Regions from separate parts of the Homo sapiens genome. Here region 2 is linked to region 1. Evidence: read pairs that join two places in POLR2A ChIA-PET (ENCODE). Cell type or tissue: B cell. All regions are shown on one strand.

Evidence for each region. ChIA-PET counts read pairs that join two places held together with the same protein. Peaks named below come from ENCODE experiments on the same cell type or tissue, not always from the same donor. Only the 100,000 strongest peaks of a DNase experiment are listed, where the experiment ranks them.
Region 2: POLR2A ChIA-PET joins it to region 1 with 6 read pairs; 15 of 35 experiments call an interaction of 5 or more read pairs at or near these places.

Annotation. Positions count from the first base shown.
Region 1 is chr14:68,353,984-68,356,483 of GRCh38, reverse strand. The region is part of intron 8 of RAD51B (RAD51 paralog B); the gene reads right to left. Among named protein-coding and RNA genes, the nearest start is that of RAD51B-AS1, 330 kb to the left of the region's middle. In B cell, no CTCF peak of the experiment used is centred here; no DNase peak of the experiment used is centred here.
Region 2 is chr14:68,797,969-68,800,468 of GRCh38, reverse strand. No RefSeq gene overlaps it. Among named protein-coding and RNA genes, the nearest start is that of ZFP36L1, 6.2 kb to the right of the region's middle. In B cell, no CTCF peak of the experiment used is centred here; no DNase peak of the experiment used is centred here; H3K27ac peaks cover 1,749 bases.

The sequences.
Region 1 (2,500 bases):
TTTTAATAGAGTAGAGTGTAAACATAACTTTTTTTTTTTTTTTTTTTTTGAGACGGAGTCTCGCTCTGTCGCCCAGGTTGGGGTGCAGTGACACAACCTCGGCTCACTGCAAGCTCCGCCTCCTGGGTTCACGCCATTCTCCCGCCTCAGCCTCCGGAGTAGCTGGGACCACAGGCGCCCGCCACTGCACCCGGCTAATTTTTTTGTATTTATTTAGTAGAGACGGGGTTTCACCCTGTTAGCCAGGATAGTCTCGATCTCCTGACCTTGTGATCCGCCCACCTCGGCCTCCCAAAGTGCTGGGATTACAGGCGTGAGCCACCGCGCCCGGCCAACATAACTTTTATATGCACTGGGAAACCAAAAAATGTATTTCACTTTATTGCAATATTTACTTTATTGCAATGGTCTGGAACCATGTCTACAATATCCTCAAGATATGGCTATATAACCTGGGAGATAATTAGACAAATTTGGAAATCTGGATGTAAAAGAATGTTTACTGCAATTTTTAAATGATAGTAAGCAATATAAAAAAACCTAAATGAATAATAATTGGGAAATGCATAAATGGATAATAGCACAGCTGTTTAATGGAATATTATATACTGTCACTATAATTAATGGTGTCATTATTTATGGACATAGAGTTGTCCACAATGAGAAAGTACACTCTTGTTTTCTAACAATGGCACATGGAAGTATAATATGCACATTCTGAGAGTGATCTGGAGAGTTGCTCACCAAAATGTTATTTCTCTCAGCAGTAGGATTTAAATTGACTTTTCCATTTTTCCTTTGTACTTTTAGTCATTTTAAAACTAGAAAACAATAATAACAATAATTCTATTTTCACTTTGGTAGAAAAAAAAACCCAAACCACTGAACCAATCTCCAGCTGTGACCAGCAAGTCTCATGAATTTTATTCAGTCCGGTTCCAGGGAGGTATTTACCAGAATGACAACCATGGCCAACTGATATTAGAAAGAGTTTATTAATATCAGGAATAGATGGGCGAGATTAAATTGGAGAATCTAATAGACCCAAAACCCCAGTTCCACTTTACTTTCTGTTGTTTCCAAAATCAGAATGAAGCCAGTAACAAAATGAGGAGCTAAACGTTTTAGGCAAATCTTTTTGCATTCCAGGTAACATTAAGGTGAATTCTAAAATGCTCAATCTATTTTGAGGATATTGGAGCTAACCTACCACTCAATAAAATTTGTATTAATGTTTTCTTTATGAAACTCAAAGAGTTAACAAACAAATATGTCTCCAAAAAATAGGCAACATAAGAAATGGGACATAAAAAATACATCTGTACTAGTCCCACCAAAGCAAGAGTGCCATCTCTACAGTATGGGAGCTCCCATTGGGCGGCTGCCTATATCCCTCCAGTGACAAGATGGGGTTCTTTTTACTGTGCATCACGGTCCCCTCTACAGCCAGAGAGCTTACTCACTAGAGTTCTTCCTAAAAAGCCTGAAGGTACTCGGATAGTACCCTAATACTGGGATTATCTTCTCATTTCACAGAAAGGGAAATCGAGTCACAATGAGGCCAAGAGGCTTAAACTTGGCATTTCAGACCTCAGAGCTTGAAATGGGGCTCCCACGTCAAAATTCTGTCCTGAGTCCACTACTTCTTTTTGCTACTTGAATCATGAGCAAGCCGAGAGGCTAGCCCAGGGCTTCCCAAGGGTTACCTTTCCCACCTAAATGTATAAACTCTTTGGATTCTTAATAATTAAAAAAAAAAAATTAAAAAATAAATCTTTTGTAGAGACAGATTTTGCTTTGTTGCCCAGGCTGGTCTTGGACTCCCAGACTCAAGTGATCCTCCCAACTTCGTCTCCTAAAGTTCTGGGATTACAGGTGTGAGCCACCACACCTGGCCAATTCTTTTGATGTTTAAGCTTGTAAGCATGCAGAAGTGACAAACTTCATTTTACTCGTTTAAAACATTATTGGGGCCAGGCGCGGTGGCTCACGCCTGTAATCCCAACACTTTGGGAGGCTGAGGTGGGTAGATCACGAGGTCAAGGGATCGAGACCATCCTGGCTAACATGGTGAAACCTCGTCTCTACTAACAGTAAAAATTAGCTGGGCGTGGTGGTGTGTGCCTGTAGTCCCAGCTACTCTGGAGGCTGAGGCAGGAAAATCGCTTGAACCTGGGAGGTGAAGGTTGCCGTGAGCCGAAATCGTGCCCTTGCACTCCAGACTGGCAACAGAGCGAGACTCCATCTCAAAAAAAAAAAAAAAAAAACCAAAAAACCAAAAACCAAAAAACATTATTGGAAGACACAAAAGTTCTTATAATATACACACCACCTATATAGCACCACAAAGAACAGTGACCATATGACTATAGCTCCTTTTTCTAATGTTCTTTACTACTTTACAAGTAATCTCTTTGTCGAGAAAACATTGCTATCGTCAACAGTTCTAAAATGTCTTTGTTTCATGGAAGTGGTGATGAGAAAGGATCATATGCTTGCT
Region 2 (2,500 bases), 440 kb before region 1:
ACTTGGTAGCCATCTCGGTTATCTAATTGACTGCTGTGGTATCACAGCACCTGTGTTCAAGGAATCTTTATTTTACTTAATAATGGCCCCAAAATGCAAGAGTAGTGATGCTGGCAATTTGGAGAGAACAAAGCAGTAAACTGCTTCAAGTGAAAAGGTGAAAATTCTCAACAAGGAAGAAGAATCATATGCTTATATTGCTAGGATCTATAGTATGAATGAAACTTTTATCCATGAAATTCTGAAGGAAAAAAAATGTCATAGTACATGCAGGGTTCAGTACTATCCCTGGTTTCCAGCATCTACTGGGGGTCTTGAAACATATCCTGTGTGGATAAAGGAAGGACTACTGTAGTTGTAGTATAGAAAGAAAATGTACCAAAGAAAATGAGAAAGGAATTTAAATGTTTCACTATGGAAAATCAAGTAACACAAAATAAGATAGTAGTATAGAAAAATGAGGAACAATACAACTCTAAGGCATCTAGAAAACGAATAACAGAATGACAGAATTAAGTCCCTTCTCATCAGTAGTTACTTTAAATGTTAATTAAGTGCCCCAATCAAAAGACAGTGATTGGCAGAATGGATAAACAAAAAACCTGATCCAACTATATGTTGCCTACAAAAGACTGACTTTAGATCTAAAGACACAAACAGATTGAAAGTACAAGGACAGAAAAAGATATTTCATGCAAATAGTAACCAAAAGAGAGCAGGAATGGCTATACTAATATTAGACAAAATAGACTTTAAATCAAAAAAGGTTACAACTGGCCAGGCACGGTGGCTCATGCCTGTAATCCCAGCACTTTGGGAGGCTGAGGTGGGTGGATCACGAGGTCAGGAGATCGAGACCATCCTGGCCAACATGGTGAAACCCCGTCTCTACTAAAAATAGAACAATTAGCTGGGTGTGGTGGCGCATGCCTGTAATCCCAGCTACTGAGGAGGCTGAGGCCGGAGAATCGCTTTAACCCAGGAGGTGGGGGTTGCAGTGAGCAGAGACCGCGCCACTGCACTCCAGCCTGGTGCCAGAGCAAGACTCCGTCTCAAAAAAAAAAAAAAAAAAAAAAGGTTACAAGAGACAAGGACATTATATATTAATAAAATGCTCAATATAGCAAGAAGATAGAACAGTTATATACATTTATGCACCTAACAACAGACCATGAAAAATATAACACTTTCAGAAGGTAACAAAAAATCTTAATGACCTGGGGTTAGGCAAAGATTTCTGAGCTGTGACACCAAAAGCATGACCCACAAAAGGTAAAACTGATAAATTAGACTTCATTAAAATGAAAAACTTTTGCTGTGTGAAAGATCCTTTGCTTGGAGAGTTAAAAGATAAGGTACAGACATGAGAAGATATTTGCACGTCACATAAGCAACAAAGGAACTTTATATATCCAGAATATGTAAAGAACTCTCAAAACTCAACAGTAAGAAAATGACCAACTAAATGACCCAACTAAAAAATAGGCAAAAGGTTTGAATAGACACTTCACCAAAAAGTATATGCAGATGGAAAATAAGCATATGAAAAGATGTTCAACATCATTAGCCATTAGAGGAATGCAAACTAAAACCACAGTGTGAGACTACCACATACCTATTAGAATGACTAAAACAAAAAAACAGTAATACTGTTAAGTGCTGGTGAGGATGTGGAGCTAGTGGAAACTCTCATATGTTGTTGTTGGAAATGCAAAATAGTATAGCCACTCTGGAAAATGATTTGGCAGTTTTGTATTAATTTCAACATGCAGTTACCATATCACCCAGAAATCTCACTCCTAGTTATTTACCCTAGAGAAATGAGAATTTGGCCAGGTGCAGTGGCTCACGCCTGTAATCCCAGCACTTTGGGAGGCCGAGGTGGGCGGATCCCGAGGTCAGGAGATCGAGACCATCCTGGCTAACACGATGAAACCCCATCTCTACTAAAAATACAAAAACAAAATTAGCTGGGCGTGGTGGTGGGCACCTGTAGTCCCAGCTACTCGGGAGGTTGAGGCAGGAGAATGGCGTGAACCTGGGAGGCGGAGCTTGCAAGTGAGCCAAGATTGTGCCACTGCATTCCAGCCTGGGCGACAGAGCGAGACTCGAAAAAAAAAAAAAAAGAGAAATAAGAACTTGTGTTCACACAAAAACCTGTACATGAGTGTTTATTGAAACTTTATTCATAATGGCCCAAAGCTAGAAATAATCCAATGCCCTTCAACAGGAAAATGGATAAACTATTGTATAAGCACACAGTGAAATACTATTTATCAATAAAAAGGAATGAACTATTGATACATGCAACAACATGGTTAAATATCAAAGGCATATACTGCGTGAAATCAAACATACAATATGATTCCATTTGTATGACATTCTGGGAAAGACAAAATTGCAATGATAGAGAACAGATCAGTGGATGTCAGGGACTAGAGATGGAGAAAGTATGAATGCAAAGGGATAGTATGAGGGAGTTTTTGAGGGGTAATGGAAC